2 separate regions of the Mus musculus genome follow, and region 2 is linked to region 1. A link is a contact called in ENCODE Hi-C or POLR2A ChIA-PET data. All regions are on one chromosome and are shown on one strand. Each heading gives the region's core, a stretch centred on a gene start or an enhancer-like site at or near the end of the contact. The rest is flanking DNA. Distances are from core to core; before and after follow the strand shown.

Evidence for each region. Hi-C counts contacts between places; a loop is a spot of excess contacts on that map. ChIA-PET counts read pairs that join two places held with the same protein, here RNA polymerase II (POLR2A).
Region 2: a loop to region 1 is called in a map of gastrocnemius, with 7 times the contacts of the local background. The contact joins the promoter of Ywhaq here to the promoter of Adam17 in region 1. A Hi-C loop is called at or near these places in 16 of 37 maps with a recorded cell type or tissue (CH12.LX, T-helper 1 cell, T-helper 17 cell and 6 more). POLR2A ChIA-PET finds 5 or more read pairs at or near these places in 4 of 5 experiments (Patski and embryonic stem cell).

Annotation. Positions count from the first base shown.
Region 1 is chr12:21,369,917-21,377,360 of GRCm38, forward strand. It overlaps Adam17 (a disintegrin and metallopeptidase domain 17), which reads right to left and starts at 3,716. Exons shown (of 19, transcript NM_009615.6): 1 at 3,420-3,716. The coding sequence starts at 3,516.
Region 2 is chr12:21,416,148-21,423,091 of GRCm38, forward strand. It overlaps Ywhaq (tyrosine 3-monooxygenase/tryptophan 5-monooxygenase activation protein theta), which reads right to left and starts at 1,289. Exons shown (of 5, transcript NM_011739.3): 1 at 651-1,289. The coding sequence starts at 944. Gm4419 (predicted gene 4419) reads left to right here and starts at 1,735. Exons shown (of 4, transcript NR_166748.1): 1 at 1,735-1,935; 2 at 2,069-2,143; 3 at 2,483-2,687; 4 at 4,719-4,917.

The DNA of each region.
Region 1 (7,444 bases), core at 2,466-4,965:
AGTATGAAGAGGCCAAACATCTAAACACTGAGTGCAATGGTGCTCCTAAGAATGAGCTGTGAAATGGGGCTCAAACTCAGAGCCTTGCACATAAACGCTAGCCAAGCACTGAGCTGCATTACCTAGGTTTCTTAATTGGGTAGAAAAACAGTGGTCTCAGAAGGATTCAGTGAGTTGTCAAGAGCATGAAGTGATGAGCAGGCCTTGTGGACTTCTGAAGGAGGACTCCTGGTGTTTGGCAGTTCACTATATTGTTTGTTGCTTCACCCAACCCTACTATTAGACTTGGTTGTTCAAGACCAACAAGCAGTTTAATTTAAGAACCCAGCGGGGGGGTTTGGTTTTGGTTTTCATTAACTTACTTGATTCTAAGACTATAAATGTACTAAAGATTGATTATGTATATAATTTTCTGAAGGGCAAAAAGTTCATAATAAACAGAAACTTGGCTTTTAGGGTATTCTGTGGATCACCAAAACTGACTTCAGGAACTGTTATGAATTGCATAATTTAGGAAAGTTATGAGTCACATGAGCTTAGTCATGATATCATAGTGAAGTTGCAGCTGGAGTGTAGAAGTCACACTTTGGTTTCAAAACTGTTTTTCCTTTGTGTTACTTTTAATAAAAGAAGATGTGGTGGGTGGAAGAGAAAAAAAGTAGGTCACAGATTTTGTATTTGAAACATTTTGAAATTTACCTTCAGGTTAGCATACACACAACCATTCGATTTAGATCTCTGAATGAGTCTCCCTTAAGCCATAAACCTTCAAAGATGAATATAATTTCATCTTTATATCTTAATGCCAGGCATAATTCCTGGCAGCCCCAGCCCCAATATGAGTTCTTCAAATCTTAGGTCAATAGATTATACTATGGGCTTGGGTTTTGTTTTCTGGTAGAATGTGCTATACTTTGCTATTAAAATTTAAAAAGAAGGCTGGTGAGATGGCTCAGTGGTAAGAGCACCCGACTGCTCTTCCAAAGGTCCAGAGTTCAAATCCCAGCAACCACATGGTGGCTCACAACCATCTGTAAGGAGATCTGACGCCCTCTTGTGGTGTGTCTGAAGACAACTACAGTGTACTTACATGTAATAAATAAATAAACCTTTAAAAAAAGAGAGAGAGAGAGAGAGAGAGAGAGAGCAGACCTGACGTAGAGGGGATTTCTTCAAGGTTCAGGATGTGGGTTTAAAAAAAAAATTCTTTAAAAATTTATAAAGAAAGAAAGAAGACAATCCATGCAAGCATTCTGGAGGGAAAGGCTGATCCATGAGTTCAAAGCCAGCCTGGTCTGCATAGAAAGTTCCAGGATAGCCAGGCCTATCAAGTCAGACTGTTTTAAAAATAAATATTTTTACCGGGCGTGGTGGCGCACGCCTGTAATCCCAGCACTTGGGAGGCAGAGGCAGGCGGATTTCTGAGTTCAAGGCCAGCCTGGTCTACAGAGTGAGTTCCAGGACAGCCAGGGCTAGACAGAGAAACCCTGTCTCGAAAAACCAAAAGAAAAATAAATAAATAAATAAATAAATATTTTTAAATTTTTATGATTTGTTTACATTGCTGAGAATCAGTCTAGAGATAATGTAGTTTTCCTCTACACTGGTATGACTCCCTAGGATTCATGTTTTTCTTCCTACTCCTGGTCAGGAGAATGGTAAGAAGGTGTGTCAGAACGGTGCAAAAAAAAAAAAATCACTTTACTGTCTCAAATGCAAGAGAATAAATTCTTTATAGCATCCTTAAAATGAAGTATGTCCTTATCTCTATCCATCCTGAAATTTCTTCCTTCAGATTCTATCAACTTAGATTTCAGCACTTTCTAACTAGCTCCTTTGCCGTTCTCTAAATTTGTCACATACATAACCATTTAAAATGCAAACACACAAGAAAGTTATTTGGATACAAACATAAAACACATTCAGTGTCTACTCCAGTCAACCACAACCCTGTTTAGTAAATAAGACGAAAACACAAGGTAAAAAAACCAACACAAGACTGGGAGTGATGGTGCAAGGTCTTTAATCCACCTCTTGGGTCAGAGGTAGATAGATCTCTATGAGTTCAAAACCAGCCTGGTCTGCATTGTGAGTTCCAGGCCAACTAGAGATACATAGTGAGACCCTGTCTCAAAACAGACATTTAAAAGAAAGGGGGGGGGGGGGAGGCGGGGCTGGAGAGATGGCTCAGCAGTTAAGAGCACCAACTGCTCTTCCAAAGGTCCTGAGTTCAATTCCCAGCAACCACATGGTGGTGGCTCACAACCATTTGTAATGCGATCTGATGCCCTCTTCTGGTGTGTCTGACAGCTACAGTGTACTCACATACATACATACATACATACATACATACATACATACATACATCTTAGAAAAAAAAACCCATAGGGTTTCAATCTGAATAATAAAATACTATAATGACATGATCGTAACTTCACACAATTGGGAACACGCTGTTTCACACTTTGTTATTGATTAGCTGAAATGCCTTAGATGGCAACATTTGCAAGCTAAAAGATTCTAAGACACTTGCTAAGTTCCCTATCATCAAAACTATTTGACACTTTGTTACTGATTAACTGAAATGTCTTAGCCACTTTTGCAAGCTAAAGGATCCTAGGATAGCGAGTAAATTGCCTATCGCCAATTTCAATTCAAAACTTCTAAAGCATGCCTTTCCTTAAAATCCAATCTCTAAAAAAATTAAAGTAGAAACCCTAAGTTTCTAGGCAATTTAAATGGGTTATCCCTGGTGATCTGTTAAAAATTGCAAGGAAAACATTCATCTTGACAAGCCAATTCAAGAATTGGCTTGGAAGTTTGAGCCTCGCTCTCTCAGCTAAGCACCTCTCCAACAAGACGGATGATCTCGAAATCCAATGCAAGATTCCAAATACAGTCGAAAAATGCAAATGAAACTACATCAGTCGCCACCTTCCAACCAGGTACTGCATTCAGTACCTCCTACATATAACTTCAAGTTAGCCTCTGAGAGCCAACAAGTGGTGGAGAGCTTTGGGACTGTCCTTTCTTCCCAGGGTCTTGCTTTCAGCAGAAACACCTAACACCTTAGATTCACTTGTTAGCAAGTAAAGGACCTCGACCAAATCTCACACTCCACAAACGAACCATCCATGTGCCAACACCTCTTTTCTAAATATTCCAGAAATAAACCTGGGAGAACTTGCCCGTCCCAGGCCCTCGGTCCCTATGGGAGACCCCTCCAGGATTTCCCTCCTCACTGAGAGACAAGCCCATCTCTTTTTCTCTCTCTAAACACCGAGAGCCACACCCCCCTTCCTTCACTTGAAAACTTCGGGACGCGCCACGGGAGCCCAATATCCCGCCCCTAGCACCCCGGCGCGTCCCTCCAATCACTCTGGGGTCAGATAAGTCAGTTTGCTCCCCGAACTCTTTACCAAGTCGCGGATGGGAGCCAGAGCCTGCTTCCTCCGGAGGTCGGGGTGCCAGGACGAAAGGCACCAAAGTGGTCAGGATGAGGAGACGCCGCCTCATGTTCCCGTCCACCACCTCTCTGGGAAACCTTCTCCGAAAGAGCGTTCGGGAAACTGCTCACATTGGGAGCGGAGGTGATCTTCCCAGCACGGCCCTGCAAACTTCTCCCTCCCGCGCCGCCTACAGGGAAGCTAGGCTCACGTCCCCGGAAGTGCAGGCGGCGCTCGCTGAGAGCGGCTTAACTCGTTTCCGGCCGCAGCCGGAGACCACCCCGCGGCCCACAGCCGGAAGAAGGGTGCCGTAGAGCATTGTGGGAGGCGTGGCTCGCCCCGCCCCGGCGCGGCGCCGGCAGAACGCCATCTTCTGGGCTCTGTTCCTTCCTGGTCCCTCTGGGGCCTGCTTGGCGCCTTCCTGGCCTTCAGCTGGCGGCGTCCTGACTCGACCCTCTCTCTCTCGCCTCTGTCCCCGGGTGACCGCGGGGAACGAAGGTGGGAGAGGATGGGCAGGTCCTTAGACAGGTGCGACCTTCTTCGTGATTAAAGTCCCCTTCAGCGTCTTTATTGAAGGGTCTGTGAAGTCTGGCGTGGGGTCAACTACCTGCCTATGGGATGGGGGCGTGAAGTCGGCCACAGTGCCCTGGAGATCCGCCCCACGCGGATCGGGTGTGCTGTTCGGCGACTTGCTGCGGGAGACTAGGTCTCTTGTCACTGAAAATGCTCAGGGGACTGTACATAGACTTATGCAAAGACATTTATTTGCTCCTTGGTTCCTTACTCTAGGCAGTCTCCTAGTGAACAGGAGCGACCATCTACCCCCTAACTCTTGTAGTTGGTTTCCCTACTCGACCCCTTGTGGTTTTGCGGTCTTTTTTTTTTTTTTTTTCCCTGTGTTATTGTTTGTGGTACTGAACATTAATAGCCCTGGTCAGATTTCAAGTCGTCTTCCAGAAAAAGATAAACTGATTTAAATTTGTTCGTTGTGGAATGTCTTGCAACATTTTCAACAGTTACTGACTTTGCACATTTTTTTGGGGGGCATGTTAGCTAAACTAGTCTGTACAACCGAGGTATAAACACTTTCACTAGGTACACATTCAAGGAATACCTAACCAAAAAAGAAAGTCACCCCCACAAATTAGATGCCAGCTTTTTTTTGTTTTGTTTTGTTTTGTTTTGTTTTGTTTTGTTTTTTTCGAGACAGGGTTTCTCTGTATAACCCTGGCTGTCTTGGAACTCACTCTGTAGGCCAGGCTGGCCTTGAACTCAGAAATCCGCCTGCCTCTGCCTCCCGAGTGCTGGGATTAAAGGCGTGCGCCACCACCGCCCGGTAGATGCCAGCTTTTTAATAATAGAAATGCTATGATATTTCTCTTGAGTGTCCAGGCTCCATGTCCCCAGGTTTGTAACTTTAGTTGACTGCAGATTATATTGTTTGTGTCGCCTAGCTTTTGTGCAGCTGAGCTATGTTTAGTAAATGCTATTTCAGTGGCACTCAGCCTTCCTAATGCTTTGGACCCTCTACTACAGTTCCTCATGTGTGGAGACCCTGAACCATAATTGTTTAATTGCAGCTTCATGACTATAATTTTGCTACGGCTATAAACGGTAATGTAAATAACTGCAGGGTACCTGATAATGGGACCCTGCACCCCCCAAAGGGATACTGACCCAAGGGGTTGAGTACCACTGTGCTAGGTTTTTGGTTTGTTGGGTTTTTTTTGGGGGGGGGAGGGGTGTCTGTTTTTGTTGGGTTTTTTGTTGTTGTTTTTCGAGACAGGATTTCTGTGTGTGGTCCTGGCTGTCCTGGAACTCACTCTGTAGACCAGGCTGGCTTCACTGTGCTAATTTTTAAAAAACTCCTGATCCACTTTATCATAACAAGTTTTCAGGATAAGTCCCAATTTTAAGTAGTCTTCAACATTCACAAGTCAGTATTCAAATTAAGATTCCAATTTGAAATTCATCTTTGATTTGACAATAGTCCATATCTTTAGGATAAAATAACTCCACCTGGGGGAGATGAAGAGCCAGAGGAACATCTCAGAGGGCCATGCTGGATAAAAGCCTGCAGGGCAGAACTGGCACCTACAGCTTGGTGGTGACCCATGCCTGCCATCCCAGCACTAGGAGGCTGACACAGAACAACAGCCAGGGCTATGTTAAATCAAGAGTCCCAAAACTGACAGTCGAAGCCTGACCCTCAAGGGTTTATTTTTGGGGGATTTGTCCTAGCAGGGGGAAAAGTGTGATGGGCTTTATGAGCTAGGCTCATTTTGTAACCCTGCCCAGGCCTTCCAGCTTCAGCCTCCCTGTCGCTAGGATGATGGCATGGGCCATCACACTTGGCTACAAGCCTTTATCTTAGTCTTTTGTTTTTGTTTTTTTAAGAGAAAAAAATCACCCCCATAATATCTACCCACTCACTGAGCCACCTTGAAGCCCTAACTGTCTCACCCTATCTGTCATAAAACCTTAATTTGGATGCTTTTTTCTGCTGCTGAATAAAGTTGATAAAGCTAGCCCTTCAAGAAATATGAATTCTCAAGTCTCAAAAAAAAAAATGCAGCTTTGTGGTGAGAATTTTAGTTTCTTTAAAAAACCAGTTAGGAGAATGTTTTGTTTTAATCCCAGGTGTGAGATAAGAGGCTGCTTCACAGCAGGTGATTAGGATTTGCCTCAGGCACTAGCAGGGGTGTGATCTTTGCCACCTGCAGATAATTTAATTCTGGGGACTGAGGTATAAATGGGAAAGTCCCCGAGAGGGCCTGTGGTGGCTTCTGCTTCCCATTGACTTTGTTACCGATTGTCAATTGTCCCTGATCGATCAGAGACAAGAGGAAACTGGAGATATCCTGACAACCAAGATTGGACAGCCCCAAGAAACTCAACGTTCCTACTGAGCAGGAAGTAGCCTATAGAGGTCTACACCCCCCCCCTTTGCCCTCTATCCTTCTCTCTCTTACCCAGGAAGTAGCCTACAGAGGTCTATACCCCCCCCTTTGCCCTCTATCCTTCTCTCTCTTACCTAGTGAGGGTAGGGGGTGGTTGGAAGGGATCAGGGTAGAATGAGGCTTGGAAGGGAGGTAGAGGTATAAGAACCCAATAAGACAGTTAAAAAACAAACAGCCGGGCGTGGTGGCACTCACCTTTAATCCCAGCACTTGGGAGGCAGAGGCAGGCAGATTTCTGAGTTCAAGGCCAGCCTGGTCTACAGAGTGAGTTCCAGGACAGCCAGGGCTATAAAGAGAAGCCCTGTCTCAAAAACACCAAAAAAAAAAAAAAAAAACAACAACAAAACAAAAACAAAAACTGCACCAATACTACTTACATATGACTGTACAAAGTTCAAGTACCAAGAACTCATTTCCAAGGTTTTAGTCCAAACAGTTCATACAAAAGCTTTTTAGAAAGAAAAAAACAGAAAAACAAACGTGGTACACAAAACTGCTCAGCGAGCCCGACTGACAAACACATTTGTCCCTTTGAGATAGGGTTTCATTTTTCCTAGGCTAGCCCTGGACTGGTTCTTGCTTCTACCTCCTGAGTAGTGTGATTTCAGGTGAGGTGTGTACAGAGTCGTTTGTGTGATGTGGAGGTTAAACCAGAGCTTCATGCTTGCTAGACAGGCACTCTACCCACTGAGCTACATCCCCAGCCTGGGGGGTTTTAGTGTGGCAGTAAACCAGTCATATTTCCCTTCAATCTGGAAAAAAGAACATTGATGTAATTTTATTGAGAAATGAGTCCTAACATTATTTTGAAAAGATCCATTTCTAGAACTTTTTAACTTTAAATCACCCCTGGAAGACATTTTATGGAATTACCTGCAGTCAATATTCTGGATGTGTGCAAAAATATCATACCTCATGTGTACTATCTAGTGTGCACAAGGAACTGAAGTGGATCTCTCCCTTCTGAAATACTTACCTCCCTTGGGAGCTCAGAGAAACTGGACCACATGAGAAACTAAACAGAGTTTGAATGAAGAG
Region 2 (6,944 bases), core at 39-2,538, 44 kb after region 1:
GCAGTTAACATCCCGGTTGGGACTGGATAGTGCAAAACCTGGAAAGCCTTCCTTGCCCATCCACACCAGAAATGCTTTCATTTCCATACACCGGACTAAAGTGAGGCAACAAATAGAAAACAAACAAACAAACACTATTAAATAGTGAAATTTGACCAGGGCATGGTATTCTTCAAATTATCTGTATCCTTTTCATCCAGTGAACTCATCCACCCACCCACCCCCACACCTCTTTAGCAAGGAAAGGCTCAACATATTCTTACATGAAAAATAAAACATGTCTAGATTTTTCACTCCTAAATCTTGGGGGGCTGGGGAAATTCTAGCATCTCTATGGTAAAAGTCCCCATGCCTTCTACGACATGAAAGAACTTACAGATCTCAGGACCACTCTCCTGGCACAAGGTTAAATAGGTCTTTTTCAGTCTTGTGCAAGCCTACGCGGCTACTCCCCCCAAGTTTTTGTACCCCAGAGCTTGGGAAAAAAAGAGTTACCCACCCCCGAGAAAGCTCTGAAACAGGTAAGAAGGAAGCCTGGGGCTCAAATCACAAACTCTCTATCCCACAGGTTTCTCCCCATCGGGAACACCACACAAAAGGGGTGTCGCTCCCGCCGCCCTACTCCCTCACTAATGCCGGCGCCAACTCACCAGGACCGTGGTGCAGATGGACCTCAGCTCCGACTCCACTTTCTCCCGATAGTCCTTGATCAGCTGCAACTTCTTGTCAGAGGTGTCGGTCTTCTGCTCAATGCTCGAGATGACCCTCCAGGCGGACCTGCGGCCCCCTACCACGTTTTTGTAGGCCACCGACAGCAGGTTGCGCTCCTCGTTGGACAGCTCGGCGCCCTGCTCCGTCACGGCTTTCATGCAGGTGGCCATGTCGTCGTAGCGCTCGGCCTGCTCGGCCAGCTTGGCCTTCTGGATCAGCTCGGTCTTCTCCATGGCGAGCGAGGGCGAGCGCCGAGCCGGATCCGGAGTCCTCCTGAGAGCCGCGAGGGGCGGGGCGGGGCGGCGCCGGCGAGGACAAAAAGGAGCGAGGAGAGAGCGCGTCAGACAATGCAGCCGGACGCCCGCTTTGTCTCAGCGCACGAGGCGGCGCGTCCTCCGGCCTCTCACGGGGCCGCCGCCTTCCGCCCGCGCCCTCCGGCCCGCCCGCCGCGCCTCCCCAAGGCCGGAGCGCGGGCCCCACCCGGCCCAAGATGGAAGCGGCCGTTGGTGCCGCACCTTCCCGTCCCAGCCCGAACCTCAGGCGCGCGGTAGCCTAGCAGATATGAGGACCGTGCTCCGCCAACCCGGCCTCGGTACCTCGCGGCGGCTGTTGCAGCCGCAGTCCCAGAGCTGTGTCCGCACTCACCTTCTAGTCTCCGCAGCCGCGACGCGAGTCCCACCACTTTGATCTGCTTTGGGCTTTAGCCGAGGACCCTCCCGTCTCAGCCTAGCACGGAGCCGACGAGCTCGCCACCGACCAATAGAACGCTGCACCTCCCCAAGGAGTCCCGCCTCTAGCTTCTCCTCTGTCCAATGAGGGGCGAGCGCGCGGAAGGGGGCCCAGGGGGCGGGGCGGGAAGCGAAGCGGAGGCTCCGAGGGTGGGTCGGCTCGGGTAGGTTCGGTTGGCCCGCAGGCTGCGGCTTCGGCCACGGGGTTTCCTCCAATTAGATCCAGGGTGAATGGACGTCACTGTTGCCATGGCGATGCTTTTCCAACTCCCCTCATCCTCCCCGCCAGCCCGGCACTCCTGGGTGCGGCACGGGACCGGAGGTGCTTTCGACCTCCGAGGCTGCGACCGCGTGTCCTGTAGCAGCAACCACTGCAGATGGGGCGTTGCAGCTCTCGAGCTGCTGCGGCTGCAGCTGGACTTGGCAGGGGTGAGATAATTAGCCCTTTTGATGCACAAGCGCCTTCCTTTCTTCTACCTTCCTGTTCTTGACAAAGGTTTGTATCCCCAAGACATTAAAATGCAACCCTTACAATTTTCCTGTTTCGGCTACAAATTAGAAATATCCTGATCCCCATTAAAAAAGGATTCGTTCCCAGAGAAAGTGGCTTAATTCAAGTTTTCACACAGGCACCCGAAAGCCAGCAATTCCCTTATGGAAAGGTAGATTCAGGAGATCTGGGCAGGACTGCGTGGCAGCGTCAGGTAAGCATTTCTTTAAAACGGGGAAATGACATTAAGCACGATTTGAACAAACACAGCTGTGACTACCCGATCCCCGGAAGCATATTTCTTAAACATTTCTTTACTACTTTTCCACATTAATGTCTAAGTACACCCTGCCCCGAACACACACACCTTTGTACTCTGTAAAGCATGTATGCATGCTTTTGTTTTTTGTGTGTGATGGGTTTTTTTTCTCCTGATATATTTGTGAAGATCTCATGTTTTTCTCTGCACAATAAACACCCTTCTGAAATGAGAGCATTTGCCCCAGATGCCATGTATTCAGGGTCACAGCTAACATTTTTCTCCTTTAAATAGGCTCCCTTATTTCCTAGCCCTCAATCCAATTCCTAGTGAGGTGGCTGTCCTACCGGACTCAAAGAATGAAACTGCCACCTGGGCTCTGAAGAGATGCCAGTTCCAGTAGTTCCTCAAGGGTTCAAAGAACTTCAGTGACTGCCACAGGCAAAGTGGATTCAAATGCTAAACGGAACCAAGCAGACCGAAGACTGCAGAAAGGAAGGTCTGACACTGAGCACAGATGGGGGGGGGGGGGGGAAGAGACGAAGCTTCCAGAAATTCAGATCTCCTCCCAGCTGCCCCTCCCTACCCAACTTGTAAAGGTTGCTTTGTGCTTTGACCAGGAGAGGCCTGGTTGGAAAGTGACTCTACTCTGTCTTAATACAGAAACGCCTTACTATGCTCCAGTGCAGCGGCGGACGGCCCGGTGTTATTTCTGGAATCCCCAAGGCCAGGCTGCAAGACACACGAGCGTTTATGTTCCTGTGGGTTGGGGTGGAGCTGGACACACAGAAATCCCAACGGATAAAATGCCTTCTGTATAAGCAGTGGATTTCAAGATTCCCTAAATTAGAGCAGCAAACCCAGCCCATAGAGAGGAGACGCCCATGGAGGTGATGAGAGAGGAGACATATGAAGGGAAATTGTCAAAAAGGTTGTTTCTGAGTGAGGCCTACCCAAAAGAGGCACGTGCCAAATATTTACCACAAACAAGCTCATATGATCATGTGAAATCAAAAACTGACACATTATGAAATTGTAATATCTGAGGGACTCCATAGAATCTGCTTGTGTCTGAAAAAAAAATTCTTGGTACTTCAAGTCCCAGAACACAGAAAAGCTGACATTTAGAGTGGCTTTATTTGTTATTATTTTATTTATTTATTTATTTATTTATTTTAAAAGATTTATTTATTTATTATATGTAAGTACACTGTAGCTGTCTTCAGACACTCCAGAAGAGGGAGTCAGATCTCGTTACGGATGGTTGTGAGCCACCATGTGGTTGCTGGGATTTGAACTCCTGACCTTCGGAAGAGCAGTCGGGTGCTCTTACCCGCTGAGCCATCTCACCAGCCCTATTTTATTTATTTATTGAGGGTCACACTGCATTTAAATCCTGCAAGGATTAACTCATTCAATATACTTGATGCCACTAAAAGGGAAATGTTGTAAACACCATCTCCAATTTAAAAAAAAAAAAAAAAAAAAAAAGGAAAATGAGACACAGCCTGATCATGGTCATGGACAGGTCACTCAGCTACCCAGCAGCAAAAACTACATATATGGACACATGTGGTGTTTGTGTCATCCTTGAATCTTTGCTGCGGCTGTTCCTCCTAGTCTTCTCCAGCTCTGATAGGGGTTGTAAGGATTCTAAGGCCCTGACTAGTCTGTCTTCTTGGAAGTTCATCCGAGAACATACAAGAGGTATTTAGCATCACGCCAATGTGTTGGAAAGGGTTCTTAGAAAACAGTCAGCAAAGAAAGTACTTTGTAGTTATCTTATTTTTCCTGATTCCCCTACGAAGAAGTCACTGGAACAGAACAAGGCACATTCATTTTGCAGCCAGATGATCCTCAGTCTCAGTCCTTGATATTTACGGTTTGACCTTGGGCATCTTGTTCCTCTTTGGATCTCAGTTCCTAGACCTATAACCTGTAAAAACAGTTCCTAACTCAAGAGAGTTAAGTCAGCTATCACGTAAGAAAATATGGGTGGCCTCACAACTATCTAGTAAGTAGTATTAGTTTTTGCCTAGTTTCTTCCTTCCCTCTGCTTGGGGCTGGGGAAGGTATCCTGCTAAGAGGAGCTTGGGAGCCTTGTGAAATGTTATTGAAAACCTCTCTTAGGTCAGGCGGTGTTAGCGGCAGATTTCTGAGTTCGAGGCCAGCCTGGTCTACAGAGTGAGTTCCAAGACAGCCAGGGCTATACAGAGAAACCCTGTCTTGAAAAACCAAAAAAGAAAAAAGAAAAAGAAAACCCATCTCTTGAATCTTTGCTGTAATCAGCACAGATAAGAATTGCTGGATGGCTTCCTTTAGTGTCTAATGGGATTCTGGGTGTTTAATTTAATCTTTTCGAGACAGGGTTTCTCTGTATAGCCCTGGTTGTCCTGGAACTCACTCTGTGGGCCACAGTTGGCCTCAAACCCAAGAGATCTGGGGTTAAAGGGGTAGACCACCACCTCCCAGAGAGAATGACATTTTTGACTGTGAATTTTGTGTAAGTAGATTGCCCTCATTGTTGTAGGTGAGTCACATACATTCAGTTGAAATCCAGGAGAGAGAAAAACAGCTTCCTTAGAGCAAGAGAGCCCTTCAGCAGTCTGTGTTTGAGTGTCATCTTGTAACAGAGGCTCCTTTGAAACCTTTGGACTGAAAATGGAACATCAACCCTTCTGGGGCTCAGCTTGTTGGCCCACCCTGCCTAATAAATCATTTATTTACAATCAGTCTCTCCTATTTTTACATTGTAATAGGTAATATTAATTTGTCAACATGACACAATCTGGGTTCATGGAAGAGACAAGCATGTGGACTTGTGTGTAAGGGGCCTTCGAGATTACGTTAACTGAGGTGAGAAGGCCCATTCTAAATATGAGTGGCATCATTTTGTCGGCTTAGGCCCTGGTCTGTATAAACGGAGAAACCTGGCTGAACACTTGCATTGTCTGTTTCCTGACTACAGAAGTAACATGGCCAGCGGCCTCCAGCTCTTTTTTTGTTATTGTTGTTGTTGTTTTTCCAGACAGTTTCTCTGTGTAGCCCTGGCTGTCCTAGAACTCACTCTGTAGACAAGGCTGGCCTCGAACTCAGAAATTTGCCTGCCTCTGCTTCCCAAGTGCTGGGATTAAAGATGTGTGCCACCAGGCCCTGCGCAGCCTCCAGCCCTTACCTCCATATCCTCAAGCTGAGAGCTGAAACAAACCCTCCCTTCCTTAAGTTCCTTTGGTCAATTACTTTACCACAGCATGAGAAAAGTAAGGGATACATGTATATTCTATATAATTTCACTGGGAAGCCCCTACTAACATATCCAATAATTTTCCACTCAGCAAATGATCTTTCCATAGCTTTAGATATATACCTACAAGATGTCTGTCTGACCTCTCCCTTATCAGACCACAGGCTTTTTGAACCCCAGGGAGAAGAGGGTTTGGGGGAGGGGTGTTTGTTTTTCTGTCTTATCCCTACAGTGCCCTCTAAACACTGCAGTCTGAGTGGTTTTGCTGAAGCTCAGACCAGTTAAATCACCGACCCAGTTGAGTTCAGATTCAGCAACAGGACAGTCTGGCTTCTTCTACAACAGCCAGGACTCTGTATGCTTGCAGTGGGGGAGAAGCCACTACTGTTGGCTGGTGTGAGAACAATGTTTAGTTATATGGGGCTGGTGTGTGGCTAAGTATATATGTACTAGTGAGTTGGCTGCTTTTATTTTCATATGGAAGCGCCATTTCACTCTCAATGCATCTAGAGCAAGTGAGGCACCCTCTTATCCCTTGATTATTCTCTTTGATGGTTTCTGTATTTCTTTCTCCAATTCCAGCCTCCAGACTGTGCTATTCTAGTGGGCAAAATTAGATCTCACTCCCTTGTCCCTGATGCCTTTTTTTTCTTTGCCCACAAAAGGCATTTAGTGAAGGCTTGTTTTGCAAGTGATTTCAGACCATCAAGCAGACACATGCCCAGTCACATTGATGGTTAGTATTACATGCTCAATGCGCATCCAACCACATATAAAGGCACCGATCTACTTACTGCACAGAGAAGCAGAGAGCAGAGCTATGTTCAGTCATTGTGCTGACTATGAGAGCTTACCAAGATTCTTTTTTTTTTCTTTTTCTTTTTTTTTTTTTTTCTTTTTGGTTTTTCGAGACAGGGTTTCTCTGTATAGTCCTGGCTGTCCTGGAACTTACTTTGAGACCAGGCTGGCCTCAAACTCAGAAATCCGCCTGCCTCTGCCTCCCGAGTGCTGGGATTAAAGGCGTGCACCACCACCCCGGCTGCTTACCAAGATTCTTTTTTTTTTTTAATATTTTTTATTATTACGTATTTTCCTCAATTACATTTAGAATGCTATCCCAAAAGTCCCCCATACCCTCCCCCCCACTTCCCTACCCACCCATTCCCATTTTTTGGCCCTGGCATTCCCCTGTACTGGGGCATATAAAGTTTACGTGTCCAATGGGCCTCTCTTTCCAGTGATGGCCAACTAGGCCATCTTTTGATACACTTACCAAAATTCTTAAAGCTAACATAGAAGGTCCTCAGGAAACATGGCAAAGATGAGATAATTAATGCACACCCTGGTAGTAGGCTGTTCAAGTCTTGACTCAATTTCTCATCAATCCGTCAAAAATACTTCTTTTTTTGTAATTTTTAATATTTTTTATTACGTATTTTTCTCAATTACATTTCCAATGCTATCCCAAAAGTCCCCCATACCCTACCCCCCCCCACTTCCCTACCCACCCAT